Regions from separate parts of the Homo sapiens genome. Here region 1 is linked to region 2. Evidence: chromatin loops called from intact Hi-C (ENCODE). Cell type or tissue: endothelial cell of umbilical vein. All regions are shown on one strand. Links, peaks and the distances in the headings refer to the core of each region. The heading gives the core; the rest is flanking DNA.

The links. A loop is a pair of places that touch in the nucleus more often than their neighbours do. Peaks named below come from ENCODE experiments on the same cell type or tissue, not always from the same donor. Only the 100,000 strongest peaks of a DNase experiment are listed, where the experiment ranks them.
Region 1: a loop joins it to region 2, with 4 times the contacts of the local background. A loop is called at or near these places in 6 of 110 quality-filtered maps.

The regions. Positions count from the first base shown.
Region 1 is chr6:116,558,717-116,566,768 of GRCh38, forward strand. CALHM4 (calcium homeostasis modulator family member 4) reads left to right here. Exons shown (of 2, transcript NM_001366078.2): 2 at 1-2,411. Among named protein-coding and RNA genes, the nearest start is that of RWDD1, 8.8 kb to the right of the region's middle. In endothelial cell of umbilical vein, for the core only: a CTCF peak has its summit at 2,873 (motif pointing left); a DNase peak (open chromatin) is centred at 2,865.
Region 2 is chr6:116,510,187-116,512,686 of GRCh38, forward strand. The region is part of intron 3 of TRAPPC3L (trafficking protein particle complex subunit 3L); the gene reads right to left. It overlaps CALHM5 (calcium homeostasis modulator family member 5), which reads left to right and starts at 1,453. Exons shown (of 2, transcript NM_153711.5): 1 at 1,453-2,050. The coding sequence starts at 1,511. RefSeq lists an enhancer at 1,164-1,745. In endothelial cell of umbilical vein, for the core only: a CTCF peak has its summit at 1,322 (motif pointing right); a DNase peak (open chromatin) is centred at 1,455; H3K4me3 peaks cover 1,132 bases; H3K27ac peaks cover 1,348 bases.

The sequences.
Region 1 (8,052 bases), core at 1,486-3,985, 50 kb after region 2:
TCCAGAACTTTTCACAGCCTCCCCCTCTTTCTTCAGACCTAAATATCTGACCTTTTGGGAAGCAGGACAGAAACCTCTTTCTAATCCAGTAACATGTGAGGGAGAAGCCCATGCAGGAAGCTCTTGAGTTACTGTACTATAACCTGGGGACAATGATATATTATTTATCATTATTAGTATCATGTTATTTGTAGCACCTCCATACTAGGAGCATTTTTATGGCCACTACATATAAAGTTTCTTCTAGAAAGCTTCTCCACTGTGCTCTACTCCAGAGATACCATTTGTACCTTTTCATTACCAAATTGCACCTTTGCACTCAAAATCCATTTGTGAAACCAAAACTGCAGTCTGTACTTGTATATCCATTATCTGTAACTACAAAAGAGGATAATTCCTGCTTGGTGTTGCTCTGCCTGGCTTTACTAAATGCAGCCTACAGTATCTGGACAATTTTCTAATTTATCTAGATTATTTCTGTGATATATAGTGACTCGTGCCTGATTTTTGCTACGTTCACTGAAGCAACTTGCTCATTAGCAAAAATAAGTTGTCTGAGGGCATTCTGTCTATTTATTTCTTCAGTCAAAACAATGCTTACTGGACAGTGGACCAACTGCCAATAGTCAATCCAATTTTCAAGATTCACTTTCAAGGAGACCAAGGAACTTGACTATACTATCTAAAATGCAATCAATTACTTGGTAATCTACTTTTACACAATTATGGAAGGTTTTATTTTCTATAAAGTTCTGGGTCCTTGAACTTAATAGGAAGAAGCAGAAAATGAATTTTTAAGAAATCAAAATGTTTTCAGGTTTTGTTTTGTCCTTCAATAAGAGACTGCATATTGTAGCTCTTTGCTGGGACAGGAGAACTGTCCTGCCCTCACCATTACTCATCTGTCATTTGACCTTGGACAAATCAGTCCATCTCTCTGGACCCTGGATTTTTTTCATCTATACAATAAAAGGGATGATAATATTTTACCTCTTGGAAGAAAATAACTGAACTAAATAACTGCTTAAGGTCTCTTTTACATCAAGTACGATTTTTATGTTTATGTTTATATATATATACAGGTCAATATGCATACATCTTTCTGAAATGGTAGTAGACCCACGTTGCTTCTCTTGGAAGGAAAATGTCCCCAACTCTGAATCTGAGCTTTCTCTGAAAACATTTACTGGCATTCCACTTTTAAAAGAATGTTAATGTACTGATCTTTTTCAAGTCATCAAGGAAAGCCATTCCAGTTTGTCTACTAACTCTACACTCAGTACTGATATGACATTACATGAAGGATGTTAAAAATACAAATAGAAGTATGTTGTGGAAGGCAACTAGGGTTCTAGTTCCACACTGATACAAATGAACTGTGTAAATATGGAATGTCACATCCATTTTGTTCCCTAAGGTCTGCTCCAGTTCTAAAATTCTGTTCCTATATAACTGATAATTTTTTATATTCTTCTGTATTGGAACATACTAGTTAAATGAACACTTTCAACCATGCTCAGAATTAGTTTATTAGTTGTCAGGAACTATACCACAGTAAAGACTCTTCAATAAGATTTTCGGTTAACAACAAAATCAAAGAATATTTGAAGTTATAGCATTACATCATCAGAAAGAAGATTAATAGTTGTTTATACCCTAATACCAGGAAACTATTTCCACTAGCTTCTGAAGCCCTTCTACATCAAACTCTTTTAGTGTATGATGTAAAAATTTTATATTTTGAGCCAGTTAATCATGATCTTCCCCTATAACTTTCTGGCAAAGGATTCTAAGTATTCGTTGGCTCTTCTACATGGCTTCAGAATGATTTATAGCATCTATGTGAACATTTAAAAGGTAGTACACACCCCTGGGATTTCATCTTACAGTACATTATCTATCTCAGATCAAATAAATGGAATTTTTAGTATTTTGGGGGGGGGGGGGGCTATGGTCTATAGCATTTTTTTGCTCCACAGCTAGTTAAATGAAACTTTTTCATTAAGAACATGGTACTCCCTCCCCTTTATGCTTAATGGATTTATGTAATTATAAAACATATAATTAAAGTCAATTATGTGCTAATACTACTTTATATTTTGCTACCAAATGCTTTTGGCTACCACATCAAACCCTGGAGCTTGACATATATAAACCTGCTCCTTTCTTAATTTCATTAGCTCCTCCACGGTCCCATCATGACCTAAGTTGCCACCTTCCCAGGAGACAAATACAAACCAATGTGTAAATGTGTTTTACTCAGCTTTCTTTATGTTTTCCAAAGCTGAATTGTAGAACCGCATTTATACTCTGTCCTTCTCTGTGTCTCTTTTCTCTGTTCTCAGTCTTCCATTCATTTTTTGTAGAAATTCTAATGCATGATTGTAATAAACAACAGTGAGATTTTGCTAGTTGTTTTCTTGCATTTGGTTTGTATCACAAAGGGACATCACATTAATCCTATAAAAGTTTGAAGTATCATGGCCAACCAAAGGCCTTCTGAATGCAAGACTAGGTAGATATTTGCTATCTTGAAAACATAAGGTGTGGAGATACAACTTTAACTTCTAAATAGAGTCTACAGAAATTTAGTACCAGTCAATAAAGAACAGATACTGGCAGGCTGAAGAGCGTAGACTGCTACGCAACTGGCTTCTTGAGCTGGGGGGCGTAAATCCATAAATGTGACGTCTGGACCGAAGAGCAATAAATGGTATTTCCAGAGAGGCAAACTGTAGTATTCCTGACCTGATTATTTTTCTGCAGTAACAACCAAGTATGATTAAGCTTCTGTAATTTCAGTATACCAGAACTTCAGGAACAAAACAAAACGCATGGATTTCAAGTATGGTTTCCTCTGCTGCCACCCAGTGGTCAAAACAGGTGTCTGCACCCATCTGTGGTGACAGTAGTAGTAGCAAAAACAAGTAGTGCTCTCTGTATGCCAGTAACTTTTAACAAATTATCCTAGTTACACCTTTGGACACGTGACAAATAGTCACCCATTAGAAAGTAACTTGCTGAAATGATATTAAATAACATTAATTCTTTATTAATTCATTGAGTAACTGAGATACAGAGAAGTAATTGAGATACAGAGAAATCAAGCAATGTGCCAAGGGTCACGTAAGGGTTGAAGCCAGAATCCACCCCTGGACCCTGCACTCTGCAGCACTGTGCTGGAATACAGCAATGAGGTACGTTATCAATCTTCCAAGGCCTTGTAGGTGTTAGGAGGATATCCCTAATACTTCTGTCGATGAATAACTGAAACATCCTGGGCTCTGACCGTGTGTTGCCATATCACGTAAGTCGCTCTCTTTCCACCTAAATCATACCTGCATACATCAGGGCCCACTTTCAAGGCACTATGCTTCTTAGCAAAGTGACCTGTCCACTCTCACTGGGGCATAACATTGGACCTGATCTCCCCAACAGCCAGTGGCACTGATTCTATTAGCCGCAGACTAACAACAAACCTGCTCTGGAGTATCAGGTATTCTCTTTCTCATGCATGGCATGGGCATGGCACTACTGTAATCTGTCCATTTATTTTCAGTAGGCCATAGTTATGAAGTGTCAAAACAGGGATCAGGAAAACACCATCTCCTATCATTTATGTTGTCTTGCACAAGCCAGCCTCTCTGGGACTTCAATTTTCCCCTCCACGAGAAAGGAGAGGGTGGTTAAATTGCAAAGGTGGTTGATTAAACCATTTTGAATCACAGACCCCTTTGACGAGCCATTCTGGGGAAGCTGTTCTGAGGACATATCCAGTACATACACATAGACACCAGCTCACATACCTCAGAGTTCTCAATACCGTGGTAGGCTAAATAATGGCTCCCTGAGGATGTCCATATGCTTATCCCTGGAACCTGTGAATGTGACTCAATATGGCAAAAGAGACTTTGCAGATAGATCAAGGTAAGGATTTTGAGATGTGAAGATATAATCCTGGATTTTCTAGGTGGGCCCAATGTAATCACAAGGGTGCTTATAAAAGGACTGTAGGAGGAATCCGAGTCAGAGAGAAGGCAAAGTGACAACAGAAAAGGAGTGTCAAAAAATGTCGGAGTTACGCAGCTTGAGAAAGACTCTATCAGCCATTGCTGGCTTTGAAGATAAGGGGGTCATGAGCTAAAGAATGTGGGCAGTCCCTAGAAACTGGAAAAAGCCAGGAAATGGACTCTCTCCAAGAGCCTCCAGAAGGAACACAGCTCTGCTGACACTTTGCTTTTAGCCTGCTCAGAGCTGTGTCTGACCTGTGCCAGAAAAGTAGTAACTACATACTGTTCTTTTAGTTACAGAACTATAAAATAATACATTTGCAGTGTTTTAAACACTAAATTTGTGGTAATTTGTTACAGTGGCAATAGGAAGCTAATATACAAGCCAATACACTTCAGGAGCTTATGAGCCCACAAGCCTGTTGAATGAGACTCCCTGGATTAAGACCTCTAGGTCATTTCTAACACAAGCATCCTGATTCTATATGTGCTGACACTCTGCCTTGGGCAAAACTGTTGCTCCTGGAAAACAAATATATCTATAATATAATATTTTATGAATAAAATACAATGTGCTCTAATATTTTACAGTGTGCTAAAGTGCAGAAAGAGCTGAATATAAACTTCATAGGCATTTGTGGATGTTTTACCTTAAGCTGCAAATAAACATTTAAATATATTTTTCTTCTGTAGTTGTCAGTTAGTGGCATCAACAGAACTATTTACTATAAATTATTTCATAATGTAGACATATGCTAGCATTTCAAATGTGAGAAAGCAAATGTGAAAGCACAATCAATCAATCTCTGGATCTACATGGTGTTTTATTGATTGCACAAATTTCATAAGTCGATAATAGGTGACCTATTATTGATAAGTTTATGCCTGCCGTCATTCTTTCATGTTGAAATAACTTGAATTTGGAAAAGCTGCCTACAAAATAAGCATCTTTAGTCCAATGATGATTTAATAGATCCTATGCTGTCCTGTGAGACAGGTTTATATTTCATGGGGAAGATAATGCAAAAAGCAAAATTCATCCAAGTTATTACTGGCAGAGCTAGAATAATAATTTAATATGCGATTCAGTACTGCGCGCCATCAGGGAGCCTGATGTTTTGAGCTCCTTCTAGGAAATTGTCTGGGGCTCATTGGCATGGGGTGCCCTGAGCCAGACCAGACTGCGGGGACCCGTTTCTTCCCTTCCCCACATCCCTACACTCTTCGACCCTCTTCCCACAGCATGGCATGCCGGGGTGTTCTAGCTGGAAGTGCCAGCTCCCACCTGCAGCCCTGGAGCCGGCGAGGTGGTGGCAGCAGCAGGTCCTTTCCTTGGTGTGCCGCTGCACTGGGCCCAGGGTGGTCTCCACTGTGTGCCGCGGATCAGGCTGTCCTCTGGGGTGGTGTGTCTACTACCAGTTCTCTGATGGCTTTTGAGGGGCCTTACAGATTGCTGTCCCTTTCTGGCTTCAGATCAGTGTTGTGAATCTGTGCTCTCTTGGGCTGGTCAAGGACATTCCCTGCACTGGAATGGAACTGCTTATCTGGCACCACCCTTAGGACCTTCTCCCTTCTTCCCACTTGGTGGCCAAGTGTAGAAGGTGCGGTGCAGCGACATTAAAAGAGACATCGTTTTAGGAATGCAGTGATTATGGCCTAAGGCATTCAAGAAAAGACATAGTTGGAAGATGTGTAGTAAATTTAACTGACTGGAAAATAACCATTCCCATTTTCCTGCATACTTTGGGTAAAATTTCCATTTGTGGTCATCAATAAAGAACATTCTTTGAGAAAGACTTTGGAAGCCAGTATTCAGGAGCAGCAGGATGAATGACGCAGCTTAACGAGTAATGATGTGACCAGCATTACAAAAAAAGGTATTGGGATACTGCAGAGGCAAGAAGAACGATTTTGTTTTGCTAGAAATGACAGTGAGCCACGGGATTGTGTGTAGAAGCACTGCTTTTTTTTTTTTTTTTTTTTTGTTCTTCTAAATCATGGTGAGAGATATGAAATTAGACAGTAGTGCATTTGACAATAAAGAACATGAAGAGATGGCTCTTCTTCCTGAATAGAAAGAGATGGTGCCTGGACACTATAGAGAATCTTCAGACAAACTGATTAAACAAAAAGAAATGTATATGTATTGTCACAGGCTCCTTCAGGTGCTGCTTTACCAGCTGGAAACCTCTGTGGCCAGTGGTACCTCTACTTGAGTTTTGCTTGTTCCTGCTGGACTCGTTCAGCCCACTTGGCCCAGCAGGCCGTGCTCGCTTGTGCTACCGGCCCAGATCCTATGCCTGCGGAGAGTGAACCAGGCGCGGAGCGGCAAGGCGTGTGTGAGCGAGCAAGTACGGGGTCCGGCCACTGTACACAGCAAGCATGCCGGCTGCTGCAGCGGGGTGGGTAGCTGCCGCAGCGGGGCGGGTAGCTCCTGGCACCGTCACCGAGCGAGACTGCGGCGGGACCAGGCATACCGCAAGCAGCTTCCACTGTAGACACGAGTGTCTGGACGAGGGGAACGCGGTGGCACCCAAAAACTCAGAGATTCCAGGAACCACAGAGCTCCAAAGAGGGTGTTACAATGTGTCACAGCCCTGGCTCAGGGAGCCCCGAGGTCTGTGCTTCCAGAATGGCCACAGCTCTTCTCTCCCTCTTGTCATCTGCAGTGTGGGCAGCGGGGATGGGGGCCATGTTTGAGGGAGTGTATTTCAGCCCCTTGGTGGTATAGGTCTTTCAGTCTCAACACCCCGCTCTGGCCTGGCCCTGCGGCTGCTTTCGGTCATATGGGGCAGCCGCCCTGCACTAGCAGAGGGTGGGAGGACTATAGTGTTAAAGCTCTGGCTTGGGGACTCCCAAGATCTAGGTCCCCAGAAGGGTTGCCACTCTTCCTTCCTGCAGTCTGGGAGCATATCACCGCCCACAGCTCAGCAAGCAGGCCAGGAACATGTCACAGCCCCTTTAGCTCCCGCCTGCAGTTCAGCAAACCGGCCAGAAAAGTGTTACAGCTCCTTTTGCTCCCGCTGTTCGGCAGGTCCTGAGTTCTTGTCCTTCGTCCAGAAAGAATGAGGTTATGCAGAAAACTGGAAGGTAAGCAAGGCAGAGAAGAGCTTTATTGGGTGACCGAACTGCGCCCAGCGAAGAGGACACCCAAAGTGTGCAGCTACCAACTGCAGGCAGGTAGTTGCCATGAGTGTCTAAGCCGGCCTCAGTCCAGCGGCTTTTATGGGCTCAGAATGCAGGAAGACCATGCTGATCGGTCCATGGACAGGAGGAAATGCATGCTGATTGGCCCATGGGTGAGCCACTTAATTGGTCCAAAGGTATCAAGGAAAATCTCACTCCAGGTTAGGGACTTCACCTGGAACTGGTAGCCCAGCCCCTAGGCTTCAGGCTGTCCTTGGCTTGAAGATGGAGTTTCACTGGGGACTTGCCCCTTCCCACCTAGGAACCTATCTACCTCCAGCTGCCATCAGTAATTTTCTATTATTTATTCCAAATCTTCATCAATAAGTCATTATATCTTACAAGGGCCCATGAGTTTTAAAAATACATTTGTAAATACAATTAAATAAGATTGTTTATAGAGACAGGGACTGCACAATAAAATTTTGCCACCAAGACACTACTTACCTTAGGGGTAACCCCAACTCAACCCTTCACTGTATTTCCTTGAAGGAAGCCAGAGAATTGATGACTTACATTTAAATTTTTCATTTTAACTGTTTTCTTTCTATACATTTAAAGTCATTTCTATTGCATTTCACTAACCCTATCTTCTATACCTCTTTTGCTCCTTTGTTTTCTTCTCCCCATGCCTCAATCCTTTTCACATCCAAAGCAAAGGTAGGGGTTTGTGGAGAGTGGTGAAGAGGGAGAGGAAAAGAGGGAGGAAGAGGAGGAAAGTCAAAGAACATCAAAATGGTTATTACTAGGGTAAGAGGAAAGGAACATGTACAAACTTTATTTCTTGTCTTCCCACCTTATACTTTGTTCTTACATGCAAGGCAATGCTGGAAGTGTAGCTCACTTAGACCTAGCG
Region 2 (2,500 bases), core at 1-2,500:
ATGAATTTTGTGAAAACAGAATGCTTGTAGAATGCTGGTAGGAATGTAAATTAGTACAACCTCTATAAAAAACAGTATGGAGATTTCTTTCTTTCCTTCTATGTATTTATTTATGAGACAGGGTCTTGCTCTGTCACCCAGACTGGAATGCAGTGGCATGATTTGGCTCACCACAACCTCAGCCTCCTGGGCTCAAGCGATCCTCCCATCTCTGCCTCCTGAGTAGCTGGGACTACAGGTGCATGCCACCGAGCCTGGCTAATTTTTTTTTGGTATTTTTTTGTAGAGAGGGAGATTCACCATGTTGCCTAGGCTGGTCTCGTACTCCTTGGCTCAAGCAATCCACCTGCCTCGACCTCCCAAAATGCTAGGATTACAGACATGAACCACGGCACCTTTCTTTCATTCTTAAAGAAAGAACTTTAAGTACTAAAAGTAGATCTACTATTCAGTCCAGCAATCCCACTACTGGGTATCTATCCAAAGAAAAAGAAGTCATTATATATTAAAAAAAAACACCTGCACATGTATATTTATTGCAACACAATTCACAATTGCAAAGATATGAAACCAATCTAAGTACCCATCAACTGATGAATAGATAAAGAAACTGTGGTGTATATATACCATGGAATACTACTCAGTCATAAAAAAGAATGAAATAATGTCTTTTGCAGCAACTTGATGGAGCTAGAGGCGTTATTCCAAGCGAAGTAACTCGGAAATAGAAAACCAAAAACTGTAGTTCTCACTTATAAGTGGAAATTAAGCTATGGGTACGTAAAGGCATATGGAGTGGTATAATGGACTTTGGAGACTCAGAAAGAGGGAGAGTGGGAAGGGGGTGAGGGATAAAAAAATACATATTGGGTACACATACATATCCGGTGATGGGTGCACTAAAATCTCATATATATATGTATATATATATATATGTATATTTATATGTATATTTCATCCATGTAACCAAAACCCACTTGTGCTCCAAAAGCTATTGATATATATATATATATATAATTTTCATATGTTTTTATATATATGAAAAAAGACAGCAAATCCCTGTCTTCCAAATCTCAAGTCATAGGAAGAGAAAAACATTCATAAAATTCTAGGTTTGGAGATTTGATTTGTCGGCTGAAACCTCTTTCTGTTAATGTTGATTCCTTACACTGGAAAATTCCTAGACTATTATTTGTATGAGTGAGAATTTCTTTTCTGATTTTCAATCCAAACCACATGGAAAGAAGGTTAAAATGGAGCCCGTGCACTTTGAATTTATTCTCAGCATTTAGGCTGCAGTATCACAGCCCAATTTCCACCAGTAGGAGGCATTATCTAAACATGTTGAGAAATATTCATTCCTAAGGAATGACATTGTTTCCTTATCTGGCTCAATTCAGTCTGAGAAGGACTGTTGTTTCTGATGAAGAAAGAGCTCCACCCTCGGCCACTGCCACAGCTGCTCTGCCAATAACAAAGGCACAGCATTTTCCCTCTGTGCATCTCCAACATGGATGCTTTTCAGGGCATTTTAAAATTCTTCCTTAATCAGAAAACTGTTATTGGCTACAGCTTCATGGCTCTGCTGACCGTGGGAAGTGAGCGTCTCTTTTCTGTTGTGGCTTTTAAGTGCCCCTGCAGCACTGAGAATATGACCTATGGGCTGGTTTTCCTCTTTGCTCCTGCCTGGGTGTTACTGATCCTGGGATTCTTTCTGAACAATAGGTCGTGGAGACTCTTCACAGGCTGCTGTGTGAATCCCAGGAAAATCTTTCCCAGAGGCCACAGCTGCCGTTTCTTCTACGTCCTCGGCCAGATCACTCTGAGCTCATTGGTGGCTCCAGTGATGTGGCTTTCTGTGGCTCTGCTCAATGGAACTTTCTATGAATGTGCCATGAGCGGGACGAGAAGTTCAGGACTCCTGGAACTGATTTGCAAGGGTAAGCCCAAAGAGTGCTGGGAAGAACTTCACAAAGTATCTTGTGGCAAAACTAGCATGCTACCTACCGTCAATGAAGAACTGAAACTCTCCCTTCAGGCCCAGTCTCAGGTAAGAAAAGACAAACTCGCCTTTTTCTCTCAGCATGAGCTCGAAGTATTCTCTCTGTGCTCCTTTCAGCCAGGGCTGTCTGTGTCCTGTCAGAATATTTTGAAACTAAATGGAAACTGAAACATGATGCAGCATTGAGACTATCTCAGGAAAAGCTTTTGAAAGGCTGGGTGGCTCAATAAAGTTGCTGACTGGATTATCTCTTTTCCGGTTCTGAAAAGAAAATATCCACTGGATTGTCCACATATAAATACTTAAGTACTTTAAAACAGTCTCTCTGGGTCTGTAAATAAATAATGCCTAACACTAAATCATAAATTGAGTGTTAATGGCAGAGCTGTAATTAGAAATTACTGCCTTCTATCAATTATTTACATTCAAGTTGTTTTCTCAAACACACACATGTATTATTCATCTATTAAAATGTAGCTGAATGAAATGAGTTATTAC